2 separate regions of the Homo sapiens genome follow, and region 1 is linked to region 2. Evidence: chromatin contacts called from ENCODE Hi-C or POLR2A ChIA-PET data. All regions are on one chromosome and are shown on one strand. Each heading gives the region's core, a stretch centred on a gene start or an enhancer-like site at or near the end of the contact. The rest is flanking DNA. Distances are from core to core; before and after follow the strand shown. Region 1 has its middle 120 kb from the start of LINC02101. Region 2 overlaps RMEL3 (enriched in melanoma 3).

Evidence for each region. A loop is a pair of places that touch in the nucleus more often than their neighbours do. ChIA-PET counts read pairs that join two places held with the same protein, here RNA polymerase II (POLR2A). Pooled maps may share reads with other maps.
Region 1: a loop to region 2 is called in a map of endothelial cell of umbilical vein, with 7 times the contacts of the local background. The contact joins two enhancer-like sites. A Hi-C loop is called at or near these places in 2 of 168 maps with a recorded cell type or tissue (PC-9 and endothelial cell of umbilical vein) and 2 of 50 pooled maps. POLR2A ChIA-PET finds 5 or more read pairs at or near these places in 1 of 52 experiments (PC-9).

What each region holds. Positions count from the first base shown.
Region 1 is chr5:58,240,224-58,246,239 of GRCh38, reverse strand. No RefSeq gene overlaps it. Among named protein-coding and RNA genes, the nearest start is that of LINC02101, 120 kb to the right of the region's middle. Within about 2 kb of position 4,692, at least 6 of the 41 ENCODE cell types and tissues checked have a DNase peak (open chromatin) inside an H3K27ac peak, as active enhancers do; they include PC-9 and endothelial cell of umbilical vein, where a contact is called at or near this core.
Region 2 is chr5:57,492,076-57,498,571 of GRCh38, reverse strand. RMEL3 (enriched in melanoma 3) reads right to left here. Exons shown (of 4, transcript NR_186596.1): 2 at 4,347-4,497; 3 at 1,655-1,792. Among named protein-coding and RNA genes, the nearest start is that of ACTBL2, 13 kb to the right of the region's middle. RefSeq lists enhancers at 3,621-3,680, 3,079-4,278. Within about 2 kb of position 3,756, at least 11 of the 41 ENCODE cell types and tissues checked have a DNase peak (open chromatin) inside an H3K27ac peak, as active enhancers do; they include PC-9 and endothelial cell of umbilical vein, where a contact is called at or near this core.

The sequences.
Region 1 (6,016 bases), core at 3,443-5,942, 750 kb before region 2:
TATAAGCTCTCAGGGTTGTCTGAGCCACATTTTAAGACCTGGGGAGATGTGCAGATGGGTGAGGAGTGCGACAACTGTTATGTCTGCTGAGACAGATATTGTTGAAGGAAGTGAATGAGTAGGTAGGAGAAAGGACTTGCATGCAGGGAGAATGATTAGTATTGTATTGGTGATACATCTGGGTAGAGGAGACAGGCAGTTTCCTTGTTTTCCATTATTATGTGGGTTTAATAATTTACTGTGTACAAAATAAAGGGGCAGTACCAGGGAAAATCTGCCTGTGCATGAGGCCTTTTAGAAGCTCCTTCTCTTGGAACAATTATTGACATTGGTTTTGAGTGCAAAATGCCTAAATTGTAATTCTAATCATAAGCACCGTTCACAACATCGGGGCATCAGGGTGTAAACCTCCTTGTGCATATGTGGAGAGCAAAGTTACTCTGAAAAGAAATGTAATTTTCCCATCCTCATAACTCATTTATTTTGATAGCTGCAAACGCACAAAAGAGAATAGGCACAGCCTTTGGTTGCAGGTGTTCTTCAGTGAGTGCAGATTGGCTTGATGGTGAAAAACCTGTAGACTTCCTCTCCAAATAGAAGCTGGGAAATCATCCAACACGTCCCACTTTCCTGAGAGGAAGCAAGATGTGGGGACAGGAAGGCTGTGTCAATAAAGCTTTGCAGCAAAGCCTTTTGCGATTGTTTTTGCATCATAAATATTCTGCAGCCAAGTTTATGAAATTTTGATTTTGAACAATTGTAATTTGCTGACATTCTTCAACGAAATTTAAAAGGAGCAGAGTTTGTGGTCCTTTCCCGTGAAATCCTCTGTAAAACAGCAGAGAAAGGAAACTTTAGGGAGGGAGCCACCCTTGTCAAACCAGGAGCGCTAATTAGGATATGGAAGACTGTACTTCCGCATCATGGCCTGCCCAGAAAGAGGAGGATGTGCACTTCTCAGGAGGGGTTTCCTGCTTGGGCCAGAAGCCTCGGTTTCTGGGATACTACTGACCTTGACTTCAGAAATAATCCATTTCATGATTTTAGAGTTAATTCCCCAAATTCCTCCGCAATACTTCCAGCAGACTCTAAGATAGCTCACCTTCACCTTCACCTGCTCCCTCAAACACACACTCTCCTTTCTGACAGTCAGCTATTTTGGGTGATGATTACTCAATCACATTAAACACAGTCCTTCCCTACTCAGTCAGCTCCTCCCCTTCTTCCTCTGATTGTAATGGCCCCAAACCTCCCCCACCTCCTCAATCCCCTCTAGCAGCATCAGCTTCTGGGTGACAGCAGTCAAAACGGAGCAAAGAGAAGTGTCCTGCCTCCCACTGTTGCTGCTACTTAACTCTGTGACCGAGCCTACAAAAGGAGATAAATCAGGTTTTAAAAACTGCTCTCTGGTATGGGTCTTGAAGCTGTAATGACAATACCTGAATCACTTTTAAAAAAAACCCTTAACCAATGTAGCTGGTATCTGTAGCAGATTGTATTTTAAGGATCATGAATTTATGCATCTCATTGCTTCGGAGGGGAAGCTTTGTGTCCTAGCATGGTTATGGGAAGGCAGCTGGATGGGGGACAGAGGGCAGTCCACTGTGCTAGGCAAAGCTGCTGAAGGAACATATCAAGTAGAAAAGTGAGAAGAGAGCTGAGGAAATTGTTCTGTTCAAGGCTTTCTCCTTGAGGGAGACTAGAACCTTGTAGAACTGCTACATATTTTGTGTTCTCCCAGTTCTTCATCTACTCAGCACCTTTCTAACGCACACTCACTATGTGCCATGCACAGTTTTAAGTGATGAGGATATAGGATAAAGTGATGTGAGATGAATAGAGTTTGGATTCCAGAACAGAGCTTGTATTCTCATCAACACATATTTATAGAGCCCATATGTCCATGTTTTTCAGGGATAGCCCTGGTTTACTCCTGCTATCTTGCATAATATAATTACAACTTCACCCTTTCACTCAAAAACATCTTGGTTTTGTCAAGAATTCATATGGTCATCCTAACTCTTATATGCCTGGAGTTCTGTGAGGCACTGGGCCTACAAGAAGAGCTGGTCTTCAGGCGACTCACAGTTCTGAAAGCAAAACAAGCCTAGGAACTAAATGAACACCATCAAGAAAAGCTAAGAAATAATACATATTCCTGAGAAAACTTGCTTAGATCTTGAACAAATAGTAGCAGTTGGCTGAAGGTTAAAGAGAAGAAAGTTGTGGGGTGAAAACAGATCACAATTAATCACTATATTGTTTCTAACTGGAGTAGGCAAAAGAAACAACACATGCCCAAACTAAAGAACCATGAAAGAAAATGATCTCTGTGAGGTGGTGTACACAGTGCAAGTCTCAAAGACTTGAGTATTACAAGAAACCAAGTTTGCTAGAAGGAAAGTACATAGTTAGTAGAAATAGATTTTAATATATACTTTTAAATATCTTTTTTCATTATTTTACACCCTGGACCTCATCTCTCCCACACCTACACACACACACACACACACACACACACACACACACAGTTACACAGCTGAATGGGGCATATATGTACATGTGTATATGTATAGATGTCTCATATATGTCTTCTATTCTTCAGCTGTATGATAATCTATGGTAAGGGGTGTTCTATATAAGAGAAGCCAGAGAGTACAATTTTTTCCTAAATGTTTTTCAAAATTTCTCCCTTTATTTTATTTTTCCTTTGCCTTTTATCTTTCTTTTTACTTCCATTCTGTGATAGAATGCTGGTTTCTTCTCTTCTTAGAAATAGCTAAACCACAGTAAGCAGCCCCTCGATGAAAGAGGGAGGCTTTTTGTTGCTTTCTGGACAGTGGGATGTGAAGGAATTGATGTGCACCATTTCCAGGCTTGTACACTAAACCTTTCCCTATCATCAGTCATGTGCTGCTGGTTGGATATTGACTTGTAGTTCTTGGTATGAAGGGAGAAATCAGACTTACTGTGTCAAGCCATTGAAATGTAAGGGATGTTTGTTACAGCAACTAATGTTAATCATTTTAAATAATACACTTTCTCTTCCTCCTCACTTTTTCCTATGAAGTTCAGTAAAAGCCTGAAAAGATGAATGAATTATTCTAGCTGTTCTCCTGTACATCTTTTCTAACTTTGGAACCAGCTAGGTAGATGAAGAAGACTTCAATTTTTGTTTGGATTTATTTTTTAATTTTTAATTTCATTTGTGGTCTATTAAAGGATTAAAAACTTATCTCCTCAGAAGTGGGCCTGGGCAACTCCTCAGCTTATTTGATTATTCTATCATGCCCAATCTTCCTCCAATGTTTATTGGAGAAACAAAACACATTATGTAAAGATATCAACTTGGACTCCTTCCATATTATTCAATTTTTATGAACAAATGGAAAGAACAGTGAGTTGGGATTTGCTTCCTGGCCTCTCTCTCTGTCTGGCTGCAGTTTTAGGGGCCCTCTACACCACTCCAGTTTGGCTCAAGGTGACTGCTCAGGCTCACTGCCCTCCCTAACCCCTGTTATTTTCTTCACCTTCCACTCAATTACATGTGCCTTGATACGATTTGGCTATGTCCTCACCCCAAATCTCTCTTGAACTGTAGTCCCCATAATTGTGGAGGGACCTGGTGGGAGATAACTGAATCATGGGGTTGGTTACCTCCATGCTGTTCTTGTGATAGTGAGTGAGTTCTTACAGGATCTGCAGGTTTTATAAGGGGCTTCCCCACTCCCCCACCCCCTCAACCCCCCTACTTTTGCTCTGCACTTCTCCTTGCTGCCACCATGTTAAGAAGGACATGTTTGCTTCCTCTTCTGCCATGATTGTAAGTTTCTTGAGGCCTCCCCATGCTAAACTGTGAGTCAATTAAACCTCTTTCTTTTATAAATTACTGAGTCTCGGGTATGTCTTTATTAGCAGCATGAGAACAGACTAATACATGCCCATACTAAAGGCTTCTCTGCTTTGAGGAAGAAGTCAGAATACATTCATTTATTAAACAAACTTTGACCCTCAGGAACCATAAAATTCTAGGGATCCAGAGATAAATAAAACACAGCCTTTTCCCTTAAAGAGCTTGAAATCTGGTGATAAAGAGAAACATGTCAGCAGAGAATCACAATAACTATGGTGGAAATACGAACACCTAGTAAGAGAGAGGACATGACTAACTTATCCAAAGTTATCGGGAGAGGCTTTACAGATAAGTTGACACTTTAGCTAGGCTTCACAGAAGAAGGCTTTGTCAGGTGGAGTAGAAAAATAAAGGCATATGGGCATATGCAACTGTAGGTGTAAAGAAAACAGTTAAGAATAAGCATGCCACAGAATGATAACTATGAGGAATTAATTATTAGAGCATTAAGTTTGTACACATTGAAGAAATGTGTGGGTCTAGATTGAGAAGACCTTGGGAAGCAGCTTAAAGGACTCAGGCTTTATTTGAGGGGCAGGTCTTTACACAGTGCAGCTGTCATGATAAACACATGATTTTGTTTATAGTGTTAATGGTTGACACCATTTTATCATTTAAACAGTGTGTGTCTAGGGCTATCCAGGGTCTCTTTGAAGCTTTCTTAGCTATGATTTCATGTTTGGTGAGTCAGAGGGAGCAAGCAGGATCAGGAAGTACCAAACAATAGGACTGGGAATAACCGTTCTCAGAGGTTGAAGGCAGCGGATAAGGTCAGAGGGTGGAGTCTCCCTCGTCTTCCTTCACTGGTCAGGCAGAGCCCAACTCAGGTCCAACCTTGCTCTTCTATGCAAGAGCAACAGAATTGCTGGGTCTCAGACACAGGGACACCATTTGCTCTCCTTAATACCATCTTCTAAACCTGTATTGATTTCAATGCTATATACATGGTGGATATTCAACATGTGTTTATTGTTGACAACTGTACTGACCTTCCTCAACATCCTTATAAGAGGAATAAAGACAACATGTCATCACGACAATTAGGATACCACCAACTAAAAGATACTATCGTATACAAGGTGCTTCTTATATTGTATATGGAGACAATAAATTGTGTTATTTCTCTAAAAAGTGCACATATATATATATATATACACATATATATACACACATATACAATATATATACATATATACACATATATATGTATATATATGTGCACTTTTTAGAGAAACAACAAAATTTATTGTCAAATAATGTACTTTGTTTTATAAATTTTGAAAATATATAATAATAGACCTAGAATAGTAGAACTGGAAGGAAGCTGATACTTCATCTAACCTCTTATTTTAACAATGATGAAATTAAGGCCCAGAAATACTTTGCCAGCCACTAAATCTCTAATAGGATTTTAATCCAAATGAAGCTAATTCAGAAAAACTTTTATCTATTTCCAATAAAATCTCAGATTCTTATAACCCCACAGCTTTGATTTTGCATCTAAAATATTGTCAACAAGGATTCTTCTTGGTTTATTACAATTTTCCTCAGTTAAGTTTTTCTACAAGACTGTGTCTACATGAAGGTAAGACCTTCCACCCTTCTGAATGGTGCATGGCACATGGTATGTGTTTAAAAATTCTTGTTGAGTAATATTTAGCCATGCTTGCTCATGCTTATACAAAATTTAAATACTTCTATTACATAAACATTAGATATTTTCTTGGAGCATATTATTGAAGGAAGAAACAAAATCATGCCTATCATATCACTATCAAATATCACTTTAAAAACAATCCTTTAGCATTTTCTGAAACATAATGCCAAGTGGATGATTCAGATAGAAACTTCCGGTTCATGTTGATTCTTTTAGGCTTTGTCATGCCTTCGTGATGGCTGGTGATTGCAGGAAACATTATTTTGATCAGAGAAAGCTGCATATGGGTTTGCCTTCCATCCTGAAGGTTCAGATCCTTTGATGCTGAACCTGAGACGGAAACAGTCTTCTTAAACAAACTTGGTCCTTGGGTCTTCTATGGAATGAAAGAATCGTATCTCTGAAGTCAGTCTAAAATCTCTGAGCCAGTGAGTCTCAAATAGTGA
Region 2 (6,496 bases), core at 2,507-5,006:
GCAGCTGCATAAAATCGGATGGCTCTTCCTCCTCACTGTTTTAATGGAGCATCCTTTCCCACTTCCCACCTCTACCCTTGCTGGGGTCCTGCAAATACTACTATCCAGACCTTATTTTATTCCAAGGGAAAATGTTGAGGGAACTACCATCAGAGCAAGAGAAGAGAAACCTGTGTTATCACTAAGACATGATTCCACAATTGGCCAAAAAGAAGAATTATCTGATAATCCATGTGACCTCTTTTATAGCCGTCAGACTACAAGTCAATGGATGGAGGATGGATGGATGGATGGATGGATGGATGGGTGGATGGAGAGAAATAGGCAAGGCATGAAATTTCCATTAGCATTCCAGCATTTCTATGAATTTCCTATAGCCCAATTCTCCTAAACAAAGAATCTCATGCAATATTACCTGAGAAAGCACTATCCTGAAGAAATGCAAGGTGTTATTTAAGATAGACACTGTTAGTAACATTTACATTATATTAAATATTAATGTTTTGGGGATACAAAAAATTGTCTATTTACCTACTTCATGGAGTTATTGTCAGAATTGAGTGAGATACAGCAAGAGAAAGCTCTTAAAAGTTCATAAGCAGCACTCTGCATATATAACATGTCACTGTTATTGTCAAATACAGTAAGATAAATTGTCACAAAGTCATTTTCCCAAAGGTGATGTCATGTCTCCATAGACATGGATGCTTATTTCTTCAAGGATCACATATTCTGAGCACCCACCCAATAAAAGCAAACATGACTTGATAGGTAGACAGGATAATTTAAAATTGGCACTACCCTCCACCCAATTTCAGAATATTGTATCTAGTCCAATTCATTAAATTATTTTACCTTATAGAAGGAAAGGACCTATAAAAGATATGTACCATAAGCTCCTCTTTATCAATTTATTTCTTGCTTATGTTTTATATAATTTAGAGGAAATGTTCGTGATATGGATGTGTGAGAAAGATACAAAATTTAACATACATAAAGGTCTCAACTATGTACGTAAAAACAAGAATAGTGATTATCTCTGGATGGTAAGATTACCAAAATATTTTTTCTGCTTTAATGAGAGTCTAATTTTTGTTTTTGTTTTTGTTTTTTTTGAGACGGAGTCTGGCTCTGCCACCCAGGCTGGAGTGCAGTGGCACGATCTCTGCTCACTGCAAGCTCCGCCTCCCGGGTTCACGCCATTCTCCTGCTTCAGCTTCCCAAGTAGCTGAGACTACAGGCTCCCGCCACCACGCCTGGCTAATTTTTTTTTTTTTTTTTTTTTTTGTATTCTTAGTAGAGACGGGGTTTCACTGTGTTAGCCAGGATGGTCTTGATCTCCTGACCTCGTGATCCGCCCGCCTCGGCCTCCAAAAGTGCTGGGATTACAGGCATGAACCACTGCACCCGGCCAATAAAAGTCTATTTTCTTCATCCAATATTAATGAATATTCATTCCCAGACTTCTAGGAATAAATATTTTTTTCAACGCATTCAAGCAATCAGGTATTCTATAAGCCTTCATCCTTCCCTTTGAAACATTTTTCTGGAGCCTCTGTGCCCCACTTCTGGGATTTGCTGCTCTCCAAGCTAGTTTCACAGCTATGGCATCTGCATCTCCCTCCCCGTCGCCCTGGAGATTTCTTTGGCATACCTTCTGGGTTGAGGTTTTTATTTTCAGGGTCTCATGTTTTCTTCTTTCTTGATATTTCCTCTGGTTTTCTTGGAGCACATGGGCTGATATTAACTAAGAAGAGGTTGATGGGAGATAAATCGTTGAGTCTTCATGTGTCTGAAAAGGCATTTATTATTCCCTCATATTAATTGTGAGATTGGCTGGGTATAAAACTCTAGTCTGGATATCATTTTCCCTCTGAATTTCCCATTTTGCTATTGACAAGACTAATGATACTTGGGTTCTCATTTTTATGGTTGTGATTATTGGGAGTTTTTTTCCAGTTAAAGCTTTTAGGACCTTCTCTCTCTGCCAGCGTTCTAAACTCTCGCAATGATGTAAGGTGTGATGTGTGTCCTTTCACCTATTTGTGAGTTAACCAGTTCGAGCTATAGGTTTGCCTCTCAGTTCTGGGCAATTTTCTTAATTCATTTATTTTGTAATATCCTTCCCTCTGCTTTTTTTTTTCCTTTCTGTAACTTCTAGTAGTTGGATATTGTACCTGTTGGATTCATCCTCGAATTTTTTTTTAAAAAAATCCTTTTTGTGTGTGTCTGTCATTTTGGTATACTTTCTGGGATATTTCCTCAACTTTATCTTCCAACAATTCTATTAAAATTTTCATTTGTGCAATATTCTTTTTAAGCTCTAAGAGCTCTTTTTGTTCTCTGAATATTTCTTTTTTATAACATTCTCTTCTTATTTTATGTATGCAATATCATCTTTTATACTCAGAGGATATTATTTATAGTTTTGCCTTTGTTAGCTTTTTCTTTGTTTCTATTCCTTACATTGTCCCTACCTCCTTTCTGTTCCTTTTGTTCCCATTGTTTCTGTTGATTGTGTCTTTCAAATTAGAAGCTTTTGTCAAATAGCTGATGTCCCTGGCTGTCCCTTAACCTTTAAAAGCAAGGCAATAAAAAGCTGACTGGAAGCTCTGTGCCTTAAGGAGACAGGCTGCTCTGTAGGATGATTTGGCTGGGCTTTTGATTGAGGGATCCCTAAAGTTGATATCTGTATGCCTTTCCAATTAGGCTCATCCACCCTCTTGCCTAAGGGATAAAAGCCTGGCTGCCAGCATGTTCTTGAAGGCAGGTTGGGAAAGGAGGCTGAGGACCTCTCTATGCACTATGTAGACTTTTACATAATTCCTCTGTGGAGTCTATTTTACAACAGATGTGGTTTTATAATACAAATTAGCTCCTACGCAGTTGGTAAATAGAAAAATTATGTCAGTATAATGCAGAATTAATTTATATGCAATACTTCCTCTGCTCAAGAAAACAGGATGTGGAGCAGAAGTATAACCTTCGGTAGGAAAGGAAAAAGTTTTTAATGGTTGCTGCTCTGGCAATAGAAACCGTTTGCCTGTGGTTTGAAAATTAAAAACAAGTACTTAAACCTGGGCTTCACCCTCGAAGCGGCTACACCCCACACCTGTGGGACTCTTGACTCCTGGCAGGTGGTATTGTCTCTGTGGCACCTTCAGGGCAGCCACACTGACTGAGAAGGCCACTTCTACTGCATTGTCGGAGTTCCTACCAGCTCTGCTCTTGTGTATGTGTTACTAACATTCTCTCTCAATTATTCCTCTGACTTCACAACAATTGTAACAGGCCCCAGCCACACGCAGCCTGCCTCAATAGTACAAGTTAATTTCCTGAGTATCAATTATTGTCTTTACTAGTGCTTTGCATAAGTTGTGAATTTTCTACCTCAATCTTTTTTTGCACATGGCCTTACTTTTTGTGTGCAAGTTTGAAAACTGAATTTTTCAGGAATCTCATCCTTATTGTGCCTTAAGCTTGTTTCCAAAACTGGCCACAACTCTTTCTTTCCCTGTAGCCACGTTCCTTTGCAATGTGACTTTGCAGCCCTGTCCATCAAGAGGTAGACCCTATCCCTCCCCAGCTCTTGAATCTGAGCTACACTTGTGACTTGCTTTGCCCAACTGAATGCATAGAAGAGACACTGTGTCAGTTCCAAGCCTAGGCCTCAAAAGTCTTTGCATGCCTCGACTAGCCCTCTTGGAACCCTGCCCAGCCACAATGTAAGAGCCTGGGCTTTGCCTACAGGAGGAGAGCAGACCACATTCACCAGAAGTGAGTCAGCCCGGCTTTCCCAGCTAAAGCTTCAGAGATAAGGGGCAGGGTTGGGGAGGAGTTCTCTGATGAATTTGCTTTTTTATCCGTATCTTCAGCCTATTTCCCTGTTTCTGACCCTAATTTGTCCCCACTTTTGGAAGTTCCTAGGTTTCCATTACTGAGTCTTTCTGGGACTCTAGTAAGACCACTTTTGCTTCTGGGCCTCCCCCACTCCCATGGAGGCTCTGTTTCCTCAGGGCTGAGTTACCACTGGTTCACCTCTCTCTTGCTTTAAAAATGTTATTGCTGTTATTGTTATTGTCCTGCTCTCTTTATCATTGTTTTTAATGTCTTTTTATTTCCTTACTGCAAAGTTTAGTGGTGTTTGGAGAGAACATGTAGATAAACCCAAGTGTTTAATCTGCCAAACTTAACAAGAAGTCTCCTCACTTCATTTTACAGATGAGGAAACAGAAGTCTATGAAGCTAAGTGGCTTGCCCAAAGCCACCTGAGTAATTAGTAAAAAATCTGAAACCACCTAGAATTCTGGAACCACTCCAATGTTCTTTTCTCTATTCCATGCTACCTTTGCAATTATGTCAGGAAGCCCATCTGATGGAACGAAATCCTCCCCTCATTGAATGTCTGTAGATTTCTTCTGTGCACATAAGATTCTGCAGTGCCATCGTCTGTTCCAGCCTTGACAAATACAGTGAGAAGCCAATTCAATCAGCATTCTAAAATATACAATAAAAGCATATTACTTTTCCCTGCTGATGTTTAAACCATCATCCACATAGAATTGCAAATTTTTGTATGCTCGCAGATTATGTGTAAACTCTCAGGCACAAATTAGAAACTATTCCATCAGTGTTTAAAATTCTAACTACATAAACAAATGCCTGTGCTCTAAACTGAAACAAATTGCAAGGTATACAACGTAGCCTTGTTGGACAGGGCAATGACTTTCAAGCCAGTAAGAAATGGCCAGAACAGGTGCTTCAGAATATGCTAATAACCTTTCCTGACATCCAATGGCCCACAGATATCTAGTTACAGGTATCTAGTTTCTGCCTATAAGCATCACTGATTATGCAGAAGAGCCTGCTTCAGATGTCAGGGTCACTTATGCGAAGCCTTCATATCATCTCCCAGCCCATTCCGGGGATGTGCTCAGCATCTCCACACAACTCCAGTGGGCATCAAGTCAGTGTGGAGCATCATAGGAGCACACAGAACATCCCATACCTCCAAACCCCAGGAGTAAAAAAGCACTACATCTAGATAGGTAAGAGACATCTCCTGTCTTGTCTCTTCACATCTAGACACTGCCTAAATCAATGAATCCCAAAAAACAATTTAGCTTCCATAGAGAATGTTGCCACACCTGACACAATAGAATGAGCCTCTGCCTGGTTTACAGAACTCAAACCACTCAAGTCAAACACTAGATATTTGCTTCAGTGTCTTTCACCAATTGTCTACCTCACTTTAGCCATCCCAAGCTTCCTTTTCTTGTGCTAACAATAGATTCCTACCCAATACATGGGGTTGGCTCAGTACCCATTAGGATACCTGCCAGGAATGTTGTGCTACCATTCTTGACCCTGCTTCACAGTGAATAGGCTCCACTGACCAGAGCTGAGCAAGCATCCTGGAGAGTCACAGAAAATGCAACGAGTGTTGCTAATATTTTGTCCAATTTTTGCTCTTACCATGCAAACTGCTAAACACTTTAGAGGCATCATCTCATGTCAATTCCAAGACAACTTTATGAGGTAAATACAATTATTATCTTCCATTTACGGAGGAAGAAACAGACTTGGGAAGCTCTGAAACACCCCACTTTACAAACCTAGGAAGTGTGGGAACAAATCTAGCTTTGCCAGATTCTAGAGTTGTATTCTTAATCACTATGTTTCCATAGTTACTGCAGGACCAGCACAAGGCAGAGAATTTTAGTTTTTATGTGGCAGCAAATTTGGAGCCCAGGAGATTTTAATATTCATGACTTAAGAGTTTTATGACCGTGGTCTCTAGAAAGGTTTGGGGTTGGAAGAGTTATTCACCAAAGTACTCCGGAAATTAGCTAACTATGAAGGGACTAGTGCCTGAACTAAAGCAAAGCAAATAGGGGCAGAAAGCAGCAAAGGTTATAAGAAATATCCCAAAGAATATTCAGTAGAATGTGATGTCATACTATACTTTGTTTTTCAAAAGTGAATTAAATGAGGCCGCGCACGGTGGCTCATGCCTACAATCTCAGCAGTTGGGGAGGCTGAGGTGGGCAGATTACTTGAGGCCAGGAGTTCGAGACCAGGCTGGCCAACATGGCGAAATCCCGTCTCTACTAAAAATACAAAAAATTAGCCAGGCATGGTGGCACACACCTGTAATCCTAGCTACTCAGGAGGCTGAGGCACAAGAATTGGTTGAGCCTGGGAAGCAGAGGTTGCCGTAAGCTTAGATTGTGCCACTGCACTCCAACCTGTGCACAGAGTGAGACTCTGTCTCAATTAATTAATTAATTAATTAATTTAATTAAATGGTTGAGTCAAATGTAATTCTCAAATTAGAAAATTAAGTGATTTTTCAAAATATTGAGAACATTTATATAAACAGAGCACTTGGGAGAAACTAATAAATTTGGTTTAGCTATGTTAAGCTAGAAATTAAATCTATAACATGTTGAAATGTTAACATAACCCAATCAATCTTCAGTTTAAAAATAAATAT